Linked DNA regions of Homo sapiens: regions 1, 2 and 3 are each linked to region 4. A link is a contact called in ENCODE Hi-C or POLR2A ChIA-PET data. All regions are on one chromosome and are shown on one strand. The core of a region is the stretch at or near the end of the contact, and the rest is flanking DNA. Distances in the headings are between cores, read along the strand shown. Region 1 holds the start of TXNRD1-AS1 (TXNRD1 antisense RNA 1). Region 2 holds the start of HCFC2 (host cell factor C2). Region 3 holds the start of TMEM263 (transmembrane protein 263). Region 4 overlaps C12orf75 (chromosome 12 open reading frame 75).

Region 1 (3,459 bases), core at 721-3,220, 1.1 Mb before region 4:
TTTTTTTTCTCCTTTTCTCTGTGAAAAAGATGGAATATACAAATTAACTAAGTAATATCTGCATTTTTACAGATTTAATCTCTCAACAATTATTTATTGATCAATTACTATGTGTGCATACTATATTAAGTGCTGGGAACATGATGGTGAGCATAACTAATCCTGGTCCCTGCTCACATGTGGCTATGTACATCTATATTAATTAAACTTAAATAACATTAGAACTTCACATCCACACCTGTACTAGCCATCTTTTATGTACTTAATAGTCACATGTGGTGAGTGGCTATTGGGTTGGACAGTGTAGATTTAGAATATTTTCATCACCACAGAAAGTCCTCTTGGACTGTGCTATTCTAGAGTGAGGGAGGTGGACATTGATCAAATACTCATAAAAGTATGATTGCAATTGTAGTAAGTACTAGGCAGAAAGAATAGATGGTAACATGAGAACATTTCATAGGGGGATTTGACTTCTCTGTTGGTTTTCCCAAGGAAAACCTGTTCAAACTAGATTTGCTCAATGCTTGGAAGTTAGCAAAGCCCTGTGGTGGGAGGGAGGACAGTAATTACAGGGACTGAAAGCAAGCTAATGACTGAATCATGGGGATTGAGGAGAAGTTTGGGTGAGATGAAGGGGTGGAAGGACCACAAAGGGCCTTGTAGAAAGAAGATGAAGAAGCAGAGAGGCTTAGTAACTTGGCTTTGCAGTTAGTAATAGAACCTGGATTTGACTTCAAAGTCTACACTGCATAATAAGGGTATATTCAACAGACTTTGGTTCTGCAATTATCTCTTTTTGCTCCTTCTTTGGAAATTGCCAAAGTTCCCTCTACTGGATTATTCCTTTAGCATAAAAACATGCTGTAATAATTTCCTTCTTAGACAAACCAAAAAAACCAAAAAGTCTGGCCAGGCACGGTGGCTCACCCCTGTAATCCCAGCACTTTGGGAGGCCGAGGAGGGTGGATCACGAAGTCAGGAGTTGAAGACCAGCCTGGCCAACATGGTGAAACCCTCTCTCTACTGAAAATACAAAAATTAGCTGGGTGTGGTGGCATGCACCTGTAGTCCCAGCTACTCGAGAGGCTGAGGCAGGAGAATTGCTTGAACCCAGGAGGCAGAGGTTGCAATGAGCTGAGATCGTGCCTCTGCACTCCAGCCTGGGTGACAGAGTGAGACTCTGTCTCAAAAAAAAAAAAAAAAAAAAATTCCTCTATCCTACATCCCTCTTTAGCTCCTTTCCTATTGTTGTTTTGTTTTGTTTTGTTTTTATAGCAAAACCCCTTTAAGAGTTGCCTATACTTACTCCCTCCATTTCCTTATTTTCTGTTTCTTGCTGAACTTCTTCTAATTAGGATTTCTTACCTACCACCATTTTCATAAGTGACCTCCATGACTCAGCCCTTACCTTATAGGATTTCTTGGCAGTGCTTGAAATAGTTGATCTTCCTTTTTGGAGCACTTCTTCATTGGCTTCTGAGACACCACACAGTCTTGGTTTTCCTCCTACCTCCTGCCAGCTCCTTCTTAGGCTCCATTGCTGGGTTCTTTTCCCCTTTTGCAGTTTGAGCGTGCCAGGGCTCTGTCCTGGGCCATCTTTATTTCTCTAAATACATTAACTCCTGGGTAATTTCATCTAGTCCCATGGAGTGACAGTTAATTTTATGTGTCAACTTGGCTAGCATACGGTGCCCAGTTGTTTGGCAGATAAAAGCATAGATGTTGCTGTGAAGGTATTTTTTAGATGTGACTTACAATGAAATCAGTAGGCTTTGAGTAAAGCTAGTGACCCTCCATAATGTGGATGGGCTTCATCCAATTAGTTGAAGACCTTAGAGAAAAGATGGAGGTTTCCCAAAGAGGAAGCAATTCTGCACCCAGACCACCGTTAGTCTCAAGATTGCCACATCAATGCCTGCTTGAATTTCCAGCCTATCAGCCAGCCTTGGAGTTTTCAGACTTATCAGCCCTCACAACTGTGTGAGTCAATTCTTTAAAAAAAAGAAAAGAAAAAAATCTCTCTATATATACATGTATCCTATTGGTTCTGTTTCTCTGAAGAGCTGTGACTAATACACATGGTATTAAATATCTTTTATGTTTGACACCAAATGTTTATTTCTAGCCTTGACTTCTCCCTTGAACTCCATACTTACATATCCAACTGCTTAGTCAACCTCTCCATTTGGATAATAATAGATCTGTTAACCCATACTATGGATTTGTCCCAAACTATTGTTTTCCCCCACCTCCCATCTTTCTTCCTCCTCTCTGGGTGTTCCTGCTTTTCATTGAAGAGTGCTATTATTTACCCCATTGCTAAAGCCAGAAATCTAGCGTTATCATTGATTCTCTTTCTCTTACATCTCTTATTCCATCCATCTGTACAACTGTACAACATATATCTGTGCAATTAGCTTTACCTTCAAATGTATTTTTTAACCTCACTAATCAGCCTTTATCATCTCTAGCTTGGACCAGGACAGTAACTTCCTAGCAGGTCTGTATATCTCCATATCTCCACTTTTTTTTTTTTTTTTTTTCTTTTTGAGATGGAGTCTCACTGTGTCGCCCGGGCTGGAGTGCAGTGGTGGGATCTCGGCTCACTGCAAACTCCGCCTCCCGGGTTCACGCCATTCTCCTGCCTCAGCCTCCCCAGTAGCTGGGACTACAGGCGCCTGCTACCACGCCCGGTTAATTTTTTGTATTTTTAGTAGAGATGGGGTTTCACTGTGTTAGCCAGGCTCATCTCAATCTCCTGACCTCGTGATCCGCCCGCCTCAGCCTCCTGAAGTGCTGGGATTACAGACATGAGCCACCGAGCCCGGCCATATCTCCACTTTTAAGTCCCTGCCCTCCTTAGCCTATTTTCCACACAACTGAGCAATTATTTTATCATACAACAATCATTTCCTTCTCTTCTCTTCACACTCTGGCATCTTACCACATTTAAAATGAAATCCAAAATCCTGACTATGGCCTGATGATGGATGTGACCCCTGGCTATTCCTCTGACCTCACTTCCTACCACTTTTTTTCTCACTCATTAGGCTTTAGACATACTGGTTACTTTGTGGATTCTTGGATAAGTCAAGCAGACTCCTAGCTTAGGGCTTTAGTATGTTGAAGCCAGAATAAAAATGTGAGACAAGTCTCTAAATTAAAATTTTTTATTTGGAAAGAAAGAATAGCAATTTGGGGCATATATGCAGACAGGGTGGTCTTCAGTATGTCTGAAGAACAAAGAGAAGGTTAGAGGTTTTAGAAACAGGAGAGCTGTTACATATTGCTCTTCAAGAAAGTTCTTTGGGACTAGTTAGGGTTTGGGGAGCTAGCAAGCTCTGGTGAGTGATGGCAGTGGGCAAAATTAGTCCTAGAGTTTCAGCAAGTTCTCTTAGCATTTATAGATAAAGCTGGTCTCAGGTTACAACAGGCAGTTTCAGCAGTCAGGCTTGC
Region 2 (3,516 bases), core at 121-2,620, 1.3 Mb before region 4:
AAAAGGTTGGGGACAGCTGAAACAGGCAGTCACAAGGTTACTATAGTGAAGCATATTAACATATCCATCATCTCATATAGTTACCACCAACCCTTTTTGTGTCTCTGTGGCAAGAGTGGCTAAAATCTACTCATTTGGCATGAATCCCATATGCAGTGCAGTTTTATTCCTAATGGACTTGTGTGATTATGTGTAGGACCAAATCACAGGGCAGCTAGGCCTTATTAAGTGTTGCATTGGCTGGGTGCGGTGGCTCATGCCTGTAGTTCCAGCACTTTGGGAGGCCAAGGCAGGAGGATCACTGGAGCCCAGGAGCTCGAGCTTGCAGTGAGCTCTGATCGCGCCACTGCATTCCGGCAACAGAGCCAGACCCTATCTAAAATAAATAAATAAAAATAAAGAGTTGCGTATGACTGCTACCAGAGGCAGTATGGTATAATGGTTGGATATGACTGCTATCAGAGGCAGTATGGTATATGATATAAGGGCTTGGGGGTTCTGGAATCAGAAGCCCTGTGTTGGAATCCTGGCCCCAGTCTTTTTTTTCAACACCTCTCCTTTGTGTCCATCAGAAAATTACCTTACTGCACTGTGCCTCATTTCCCCGTCCATGAAAGGGAGATAACAGGAGCCACCACACTGGATTGCTGGATGGATTACATGAGTTAATACACATGAGGCACTTAGGGCATGCCAGGCTGTGGACAGCCCTCACTTGTTAGCTAGCAATGAAACAGAAACCTAGAAAACCATCTCTCCTCTGCTTAAGCCAAACAAACCAAAAATACCTCTTGTGGCTCACGGTTCCCAAGCTTCCTGGCATGGCTCCGCACAAAGCTGCCTTCGGTTCGCCCGGCAGGCTTTGTAGCGACCTTCCCTGCCCGGGTCCCAGTCACGGTCGGGAGCAGCCGCCGTGGCCCGGGCTCGCGAGGCAGGCTCCCGCCCGCACCCTCCCGTGCGAGGTCCCCGCCCTGCGCTCCCAGCTCTTCGAACCTCTACCCGAGCTTCTCTCACGTTGCTTGTGAGACTGCCTCGCCCACACATCCTAGATGCTCAATTAAAGTGGACGTAAAGGAAGATGCTGTGGCTTCTTCCCAAAATACCGAACGGGAGGCTCTGGGTGGGGATGGGAGACGTGGTCAGTGGGAAGCGTCCTTCCACCCTAAGGTGCGTTGCTCCGGGTGGCCGCTGGCCAAGTCGCCTGGGGTGGGGGCGGGGCTCCCCTGTCAGGACCCCCCTTCCCCAGCGTCTCTCCACTGCCCGCGGGCCTCCAGCCTGGCCGCCGGCGCCCGCGGCCACGTGACCCCAGCACAGCTGGAGGCGGGTCCCCGCCCTCCCCAGGGAGCAGCCGGTTGAGGCGGGAGCGGTGCATTGTGGGCAGAGGGGCGGGGGTTGGGAAGATGGCGGCTCCCAGCCTCCTCAACTGGAGGCGAGTTTCTTCCTTCACGGGGCCGGTCCCCCGCGCCCGGCACGGACACCGAGCGGTGGCCATCCGGGAGCTGATGATCATCTTTGGAGGGGGAAATGAGGGCATCGCGGATGAGCTGCACGTCTACAACACGGGTAGGCGCGGCGGCGGCTCGTCGGCCCCGCCTGCTGGAGCTGCGGAGGGGGAGGGGAGGCGAGGCGGCGGCCGCGGCCCTGACAGCTGTCACCGCCCGGTCACTGCTTCCTTGGGCGGGCGGCGGGGAGCGCGGCTCAGCCGGGCAGCCCGGGTCCGGCAGCTCTGTCCCGGACCGCAGCTCAGGATCTCCGGGGCCCTTGGGGCGCAACGGACCCCGAGCGGGGCGCACCGGCCTTCAGGCGGGGGATCCCGGACGCCCCCACCCCAGCCCGACAGGCGGACGCAGGCGACAGAAGACCATGTCCAACCGCCTGGGCCACTCCCCGAAATCTCGCCTCTGTCAAAAAACAAAACCCACTCCAAACCAAAGTTCCTTAGGGCCTTTCCCGTCTTTGCCTGCCTTCCTTCCTTAGGAGGAAGACCATCTAGGGGGTGAGGAGGGAAAACGAGAGGCCTTCTGGCACTCTCGCCTCAAATACAACCCGGTGTTTGGCAGGTAACGGTCAAGAGCCCCTCCGTGAGCCGCGCTCTAAAGCGGCGGGGACGTGGTGAGGCGGCCTTGTGTCTGCATACTCGGTGTGGACGCCCTTCTGGACTGGCCCTCGGAAAGAGGACTGTCATAACTTGAGCACCACTGCAGATCACAAGTGCCCCTGGGCAGGGAGCCCCTATCTTTGAGGACCTCTGTGGAATAGAAAGGAAACTGGATTTAATTTTTTTTTCCCCTTGTAAATGCTCAGGCTGTCACAAGAAATCTGTTTGGTGTAAAGACAGTGATGGAATTTTGGGTCTACTTCATGACCGATAACTTTTCTTTGATCAAACAACTTAATCACAGGAATAATTTGAAGGTTAACAAAATAGTGGAGTCTGAGAAGTTTTATTTTTTTCACCCTCTCCTCCTCCCAGCGCCCCAGCATATGAAGGTAAAAAGTTACTGACACTTTGGTCTTAGTGTAAAATCCCTGGCTTTGGAACAAATTAGACCTGATTTGAATCTTGCTCTGCCGGTTGCCCAGGATCAGCGCTAAAGTTACCAAACCTTTTTAAGCCTCACAATTTTCAGTTGTAAAATAGAGATTTTTATACTCACCCAGCAGGGCGTTTTGTAAGAATTAAATGATACAGATCAGGGTTTTTCAACAGCAGCACTCTCGACCTTTTGGGCCAGGTAATTCTTTGTTGAGGTTGGGGGAAGCTGCCCTGTATTGCCCTGTACATTGTAAGATGTTTGGCAGCATCCCTGCCTCTACCTACTAGATGCCAGTAACAGCCCCCTCCAGTTGTGACAACTAAAAATGTCACCAGACATTACCAAATGTCTTCTGGGGGGCAGAATCATCCCCAGTTGAGACCCACTGATATTGATGATATATATTTGCTGATAGTATATGATAACCGTTGTTTGTTATAATCGGTTTTCATTTTATTTTGGCAACTAGCTACGAATCAGTGGTTTCTGCCAGCTGTTAGAGGAGATATCCCTCCAGGCTGTGCTGCCCATGGATTTGTCTGTGATGGTACCAGAATATTAGTATTTGGGGGAATGGTTGAATATGGAAGATACAGCAATGAGTTATATGAGTTACAAGTAAGTGTATTTAATATTGTTTCATTCTGAGGCTTTAATAATGATATTGTTCATAATTTTTCAAAAGATTGCAACATTACTAACATTGTTTAACACATTTTAATATTATTCAAGTAATGTATTATTCAAGTAAACTATTATTCAAGTAATATTATTCAAGTAATGTAAACTTCACATTTTATAGCTTTATAGAAAATGTTTCCACTTCACTTAAAACCCAAAGTTTCCTGGCAAGTCTTTTTCCCATACCCAGTGCAACATTTATAACATCAAGATATCTGTTACGTAGCATCAGTTGTACATGTTATATATTTAGGTTTTTGTATCTTAATGCAGTAGAAACTTTAGCCTGCAACAGGAG
Region 3 (3,727 bases), core at 803-3,302, 1.6 Mb after region 4:
GAATGGGAATCAAGAACTTAGAGGAGTTCAGACTATAAAACGAAGAAATACTACAAGTCATGTATTTGTTTGTTTTATAGGCTGAACTCCTACACCAGAAGTTTCTGATGAACTCATGACCTCCCAAAGGAGCTCTTTTAAATCTTAGTTAGTTTATGAAACAGATTCAACTGCTGCTTTGAGTTATGGCTTTTAATAACCGTAAAAATGCAAAATCTCCCAGGAGTGGCTACAATCTTGTCAGTCATTTGTACTTTAATAATAATTAGATTCTCTTGTAAAACGACGTGCAAAGGGAAGAAGAAACAAGACGTAATTGTGCACTTCATAATTTTACCTAGAGTTCAACCTTGAAAGGTCACATATTAAGGATAGAAGTTTGTGTAATAACGAGAAAACAGAGGATATCCGTTTCTTCACATACTGGATAAACAACAATCCACGGATCCTGCTAATCATCCAACCCATATGTTGAATTGACAAGAGTATTTAATTTCCTCTTTCTGCTTTGAGAAACTAAATATCTTGACAGTCTGAGCACAGTGGCTTAAGTGGCCTTAATTCTCTGATTTCATAAGTTAATGATTAGGTTGAAGCTATAAACTATAGTCCATTCCATTTAAGACCTGGATCAAAGTTAGCTTCATCCAGCATGTTTTAGCACGTCCTTTCTGAGCTATGTTGTCAGTAGTTACCATTCAGTTCCACCATCCTGAATATTCTGCAGTTGATAAACCATTTTGTGAATTTTTTTTTTTTGCTTTCTGTGTATGTTTTTGACTCGCGTGTTTTTGCTTCGCTAATCAGATTGCGAAAGGAAACATCTCACGTTTGCATAGGACTTCACAGTTCATAAAGACCTTTCCCACCCACCACAAAAAAAGTATGACAAGTTTCCCGTCATCTTCATTTTATAGGTGTGGAAAGGGAGTCAAAGAAAAGTTAATCGATACCATTTATCTAGTTAAGCAGGCTTTGAGCAGTTCATCTCCTCCCGTCCTCAAAACGACCTTCTGAGGTGTCTCCTGCAACCCTGCTCTGAAGCTCAGAGCGAGACGGCCTCACATCCCAGGGGGCTCAGCTCTGGCGGGGCCGCCACGCGCCTCCCCGTGCCTTTGGACGGGTGAGGAGAGCTGCTGCCCCGGCGGGGACCACGTGGAGGGGCCTGGTCAGCAAGTGGCAAGGACGCGGCGCAAAGCCAGGCTTTCTAATGTACAATCCGCGGCTCTTTCGATACTGAACACCCACCTCTTCAACAAATTCGAGCGCCTGGCAGGCCCTGCACCAAGCCTAGGGTGATGGCGACCCAGGCGGGTTTTTACTCTCAAGGAGCTCAATTCTAGGGCAGGGAGAAGTAAAATTAAAAAAAAAAAAATCATAACAAACTGAAAAACACATAAATAAGCCACGTCTCTCCTCACCCCTAGCACTTAATCACAAAGGCCTGTAGAGAGTCCCGACGAGAACTTCTGAGCAGGCCCCGCTGTCAGTCCCTGAGGACAGCATGCAAGGGAGGTTGACGTCCCTGGACGAAGAAAGTGCTGGAGAAACTGGCGACCGTCCCACCTTCCCTAAGGCGAAGGCTCTGAATTCCGAAGACCGTTACTCGGCGCGGAACGCGGGCACCGCCGACGTCAAAACACCGGGCCTGGGGGCCGCGGCCTACGCGTCTCCCGGGCTTCGCGCCCCTCGCCCGATTTGATTGGATGGTGGCGGGAAGAAGGCGGGGAGACCCCCGGAGGAGGGGCGCGCAGGCCGGCCGGGGGTTCCCACGGAGGCGTCCAGGGGGCGAAGGGGCGGGAGCGGGCCTCGGAGCGTCGCGCGTGCGCAATTGGGACACAGCCGGCTGGGGACTGCTGGGAGGGCCGGACCCTGCGAGAACGGGTGGGCGTGTGCCCGGTGGGCGCGGGAGGGGCCCGGGCTGCACGAGCGCGCGTGCGCGTCGGAACTGGAGCCGCGGGAGGAGGCGGGAGCTGAGGAGGCGGCGGAGGGGGCGGGTCGCGTCGGGCGCCACGTCCGCAGCCAGAGGCCTCCGCCTCCACCACCGCCGCCACAGTCTTCCAGCTCCACATCCTGAGAGGACGCCTCTGGAGCCGCGACTGCCCGGGGTTGTGCCGGCCGCCGCTGCCGCCCAGGCCGCCTCAGCTCTCCTCTGCGCCGGCCCGCTCACTCCGCCCGGCCCCAGCCCTAGCGCTGGCCGCGACCCCGGCGGTGAGTGAGTCGGGATGCGAGGGCAGGGGCGCAGTCCCGGCTTCCTGCCCTCCTCCGTCGCCCTCTGCCGTCGGCGCCCCTGCCCCTCACCTCCCAGTGCCCGGCCTGGCTGCCCAGCGGGGCCTTGGCGAGGCCCCAGCGGGAAAGGGGGAGGGGCGGGACGAAGTTGGGGGCGGATGGAGGTTCGCTTCTGGGGCTACTCCTCCTTATACGTCGCTGACTGCCCCGCCGCGATTGGAGCTTGCGCACCCCTGGAAAGCCTCCGCCTGACTTCTTAGCATCTGGGGGTTCGGGGTTGGGGGCGGAGGAGGAAGGTGAGGGGCATCAGCAGCCTGGGAGAGGGATGCAGCGGAGGGGCTTGGGTACCGGGCTTCCTCGCCCTGCCAACTCCTGACCTGTTGCTAAACCTCCCTTTTGGGTTCAGGCACACAAGACTTTTTCCCAGTGGACACCCCCATAGCTCTTCCTGGGTAGGAAGGCTGTATCTCCACGCCTAACCTAAAGTAAAAGTGGGAATGGAGAGGGTGCTGGCCGCGCCCAGGGGTGACAGGGAGGGCTGGAGCACCCATCCGTGCCGTCACTGCCTCCCAGTCTAAATAAAAACTGCCTGCTCTGCACACGCAGCTTCAAGACCGACCCCCCAGCTCCCACTTCCAATCAGATCGCCTGTCCTAAACCCTTCTTACATAGAAATTCTGGAGCCCTTCGGGAGTGGGGGGAGTGCTGGGTGTACAACGTGGAGCGGAGGGAGGAGGTGCCAAGCTCAGTGCTAGCCACGGCGCCTCCAGGGTCATTTTCTGCCTCCTGCCACGTCACTCACTGCTAAAGAAAAAAAAAAGATTTGCTAGTGCCTAAAGGGATCAGTAGGGAGAGAAGGGGCCACCCGGAAGGGTTTAGAAACACCTAGAGAAAAGGGAAGGGTTCTTAATTTGATTTTTGCGTCCTTGTGAACACTGTGCTAATTCCAAATGAAAATATTTGCTATATGTGATTATTTGCTGTATGCTATTGTTTAGCCTTTGAAACTTCTGCTGGTGTGAGTGCCCTCAGGGGTTCCCCAGGAATATCGATACAACACCAACAGGTAAACGCGCGCGCCCGTGTGTGTGTGTGTGTGTGTGTGTGTGTGTGTGTGTGTGTGTGTGTATGTGTGTGCGCGCTCGCGCCCATGCTTAACTTTTTAAAAAGAAAGGGAGAAGTAGCCTTTGATAAACCCATATGCATCCTGTTTTGCTTTTTCCACTTTCATTTCTTTAGTCTTTGTTAGAACAGATGTACCAGAAACCAAGTTCAGTAAAAATTTGTCCATTTATAGAAAGCATCGTTAGAAATTATAACGGTTGCTACATTGGACAAATATACAGATTTCTTTGTGTGTGCATGGGTTTGATTTTTTTTTTTTTAACTACAGGAAAATCTTTACCTTTGTTTCAGTTATTCGGTATTTGCTCTTTTTCTATTTCCGGAAGATATCTCACTGGATTATATATAAACATCTTGAGAATAAGACCTTTGT
Region 4 (3,290 bases), core at 766-3,265:
ATCTTGACTGTAATATTAGGTGATGCCATGAATGAATGACGAGCTAAGAAATTAAGATGACACTTAATTTTTTTATTATGCACATTAAAATTTTTTTTTAAAATCTAAACAGACTGATTCCCAAACCAGAAGGATTGGCCAAAATAGTAGAATAAGTACTGAGAGTAAAGAACTTAGAATAGGGCAAACACAATATTATGCAGACCACAGGAAAGTCTTTGTGGGAAAATGGTTGTTATTTTTGGAAGCCAGAAATACTATATATTTAAAAAATCAATTCTCTAGGAAAGGTCTGCAATTTTTACTACTCGTTTTTCTTATTTATTTGCTGTTTTCTATAGGTGAGAAGTCAGTATATAATAATAAATAAAATGATGTATCTGTCCTGAAGTAGTTCACTGTCTACTAGGGACCAAAATACAGTGTGGTAAGTGCTAATTATTCCAGTGTTCAGAATTTAATGCTGGTCTTGGAATTGAAGGATGAACAAGAGTTCATGCAGAAAAGGAGAAAAATGGCAACCCATGGCAGAGGACAAGCATGAAAAAAGGCATGGGAGTGCCAGAGGACAGTAGGTCTGGGACCAGCCAGCCAGGTGGTGTCCCCTGGAGCCTGTGCCTGTGGTACAGTCTGGGCAGAAGTGAAAGATGAGGTTGATGGGCAGGGCTGGCTTGTGAAGGGCCTTGGGTGCAAGGCCAATAATCGTGCTTGTTTTTTTTTATGCATTCAAGGGCTGATAGAGATTTTAAGGTGGAGGAATTAAATGATTATGTTTGAGTTTTAGGGCAGTAACTCCCAAAGCAGTGTGACACATGGGATGAGGGAGGGTGCAGGCACAGAGGAATAATGGAAGTGAGGCTACAAGAGGGTCAGATAGCAGAGGGAAAGGAGAAGAGGTGATACAAACAAGATGCATTAGAAAATGTAATTAATAAGATTTGTTTAATGACTGAACGGGGAAGGAAAGGAAAGGAAACTCTGAGGATAATGCTGCAGTCAAACTTGAGCCAAGGGAAGCGATGGCTGATAGTCCAAAGAGGTCATGGGGGGCTGAAGGAGGAAGAGAAGTCATTGCGTGTGTCATGATGGCCACATTGGTCACCCTGGGGACTGTAGTTTCAGTTGAGCAGGGTGAATGATAACCAAGTCAAAGTGGAAGTGAGCCAGGTGCAAGGAAGTGGAGAGAGTGATGTGGGTCTTTGGTTTTTATGCTGTTTGGCGGTAAGGAATGGAGGGATGTTGGTGGCTTTAAGAGGAGGCAAATTTTCAGAATATACTGTATTAGAAAAAGAATACCAAGGAAATTTGGAAAGTACAGGAAAGTATTTTTTAAGAGAAAAATTCAGTTATTATTCTACCACCAGAGACAATCATTATGAACATTTTACACTTTTCTTCAAGTGTTTTTTGGTTGTTTCTGCCCAGTTGTGAGTATGGTTGATTTTGTGTATTGAAGTTTGTTTTTCCTTTTGTCTTTTTTTAAAAATTATTTTTTGGCATGGAGGAGGCATGGATATTGCTGTAGGCTAAAAGACAGGAACCAGGCGAGTAAGAAAAGCTGATGGTGGTTTGGGGAGGGGGTTTCTCTCTGGTGGTGGAGAGAATAACGATGCATGTAAATCCTATGACAGGCTAGAGAACTCAAAACCTAGCTAGGTTAACCTTCAACACTTGAAAGCATGGTTGACAATGTCTAGAAACTTAATCACCATAAGAAAAAGCCTACATGTGTATCAGAAAACAAGCCTATTTTTCCCTCTCTTTCTGTCTCTTTGAAATTAAATCACAGTGCAGTAACACACTGAACAAAACAAACAAAACAGTGAATTCAAGGTAATGACATTCGGCCGCTTTCACAAACCTGCCAACATCAACCATGTTCTTATTTTAGTGTGGCAGATTCTCAGCTATTTGGCACAAATAGGCTGCGTTGGGATATTTTTGGTAGGAAATGGCAGAAGCCCAGTTTAAACTGGCCTAAACAAACAAACACAAAGGAATTTATTGGCATGTGGAGTGGAAAAGCTCCAGGGACTTGGCTGTAGTCACAGCTGGATCCAGGTGATCAAACAACAGGAAGAAATTCTCTTCTCTGCTTTCGTCTTCATTCTTAGGCAGCTTTCCTCAAGTGGTGACAAACAGGACCAGTTTATATCTTATCAGCTTCCTAATTCCTGTGGAAAAAAGCAGCTTCTTTTTCCTTGTAGTTTGATCAAAAGTCCTAGGGCTGGGCTCTCTTGGCCCGTTGGGGTCATGTTCCTATCTCGGAATCAGTCAGTGGGCCAGGAGAATGTGGGGTGCTCATTGGCCAGGCTGCAGTCATGTGCTCACCACTGGAGCCAATCAGTATCATCAGCCCCACCTTACCATATGGCCAAAGAGCAGAAGAGGGGTGATTCCCCACGGAAAAATTGGGATGCCGTTACCAAAAAAAAGGGGAGAAATTGTAAGTGGGCAAACCGAAACAATTGGAATTTAATTGAAAGCATTTTTTTTTGTAGATCAATTTTCGTGTTCTTAAAGAAGTCTTGATTTAAAGCTTAAGCAATATTTATAAGAATATTATGACTACGTTTCAAATAAGAAACAGTATTAAATAAGTTGACTCAAATATAATGTTTGCTGTTGAAAATAAAAAACCATAGCTACTCAATGTAAACAATGTAATTCAAATACTTCTTTCACTTAAAACATGTAAAGTGAATCTTACTGAGATTCTTTCCTTGGTAAAGCTATTTTATTATTATGGAAGGTAGCAAATACAGGGAAAAATATTTTGGAATGAAATGACATAAAACCCATTGGCAATTTGTTTTTGTTTTTGTGTTTGGAAAAAAGAAATGATAAATCTTTTATGTTGAGTTTCTTGGGATCCTTTATAAATTTACCATGTCTAATGCACCCATGTCAGCTGAGCCCTCTCTGCTCCTCATAGATACAGACCTTAGGGTATCTGATGGGCTCTTTTCTCATCCATGTAGTAGAAGGTAACGCTGTCTTCTGAGGGTGAAGAGGATGGGGTTGAAGTAGCATTGAAAAAGCCTGCATTTTGGAAGCAGAGGGACTTGTGTTTAAAATCCCCTTCACCATTTGCTAGCTGTGTTACATTGTGTCCTTAGTATAATTATCTGTGAAATTGGGATAATATAATAACTGTGCAGGGTGATCATCTTCATCATCATCATTCTTACAGTAGTAGCTAATCTTTACTGAGGACTGTGCACCATACACTGATTTCCAGCATTTTCTGTACGTTATCTCCTTCCATACCCATGATAATCTGATGGACA

Evidence for each region. Hi-C counts contacts between places; a loop is a spot of excess contacts on that map. ChIA-PET counts read pairs that join two places held with the same protein, here RNA polymerase II (POLR2A). Pooled maps may share reads with other maps.
Region 1: a loop to region 4 is called in a map with no recorded cell type, with 2.8 times the contacts of the local background. The contact joins the promoter of TXNRD1-AS1 here to the enhancer-like site in region 4. A Hi-C loop is called at or near these places in 8 of 37 single-sample maps with no recorded cell type and 4 of 50 pooled maps. POLR2A ChIA-PET finds 5 or more read pairs at or near these places in 1 of 52 experiments (WTC11).
Region 2: a loop to region 4 is called in a pooled map, with 3 times the contacts of the local background. The contact joins the promoter of HCFC2 here to the enhancer-like site in region 4. A Hi-C loop is called at or near these places in 1 of 37 single-sample maps with no recorded cell type and 3 of 50 pooled maps. POLR2A ChIA-PET finds 5 or more read pairs at or near these places in 1 of 52 experiments (activated CD4-positive, alpha-beta T cell).
Region 3: a loop to region 4 is called in a pooled map, with 4 times the contacts of the local background. The contact joins the promoter of TMEM263 here to the enhancer-like site in region 4. A Hi-C loop is called at or near these places in 1 of 168 maps with a recorded cell type or tissue (GM11168), 1 of 37 single-sample maps with no recorded cell type and 2 of 50 pooled maps. POLR2A ChIA-PET finds 5 or more read pairs at or near these places in 1 of 52 experiments (OCI-LY7).

Annotation. Positions count from the first base shown.
Region 1 is chr12:104,278,873-104,282,331 of GRCh38, forward strand. It overlaps TXNRD1-AS1 (TXNRD1 antisense RNA 1), which reads right to left and starts at 1,971. Exons shown (of 2, transcript XR_007063431.1): 1 at 1,412-1,971. The region is part of intron 3 of TXNRD1 (thioredoxin reductase 1); the gene reads left to right. RefSeq lists a silencer at 3,199-3,459.
Region 2 is chr12:104,063,161-104,066,676 of GRCh38, forward strand. HCFC2 (host cell factor C2) reads left to right here and starts at 1,371. Exons shown (of 15, transcript NM_013320.3): 1 at 1,371-1,563; 2 at 3,007-3,155. The coding sequence starts at 1,401. It also overlaps a transcript of GLT8D2 not described here. RefSeq lists silencers at 898-1,057, 1,067-1,236, 1,218-1,387, 1,608-1,747.
Region 3 is chr12:106,953,855-106,957,581 of GRCh38, forward strand. It overlaps TMEM263 (transmembrane protein 263), which reads left to right and starts at 2,053. Exons shown (of 4, transcript NM_152261.4): 1 at 2,053-2,211; 2 at 3,228-3,295. It overlaps TMEM263-DT (TMEM263 divergent transcript), which reads right to left and starts at 1,641. Exons shown (of 1, transcript NR_185933.1): 1 at 1-1,641. RefSeq lists a silencer at 1,681-2,440 and enhancers at 1,717-2,011, 2,941-3,000.
Region 4 is chr12:105,351,141-105,354,430 of GRCh38, forward strand. The region is part of intron 2 of C12orf75 (chromosome 12 open reading frame 75); the gene reads left to right. Among named protein-coding and RNA genes, the nearest start is that of C12orf75, 22 kb to the left of the region's middle. Within about 2 kb of position 2,016, at least 10 of the 41 ENCODE cell types and tissues checked have a DNase peak (open chromatin) inside an H3K27ac peak, as active enhancers do; they include OCI-LY7, where a contact is called at or near this core.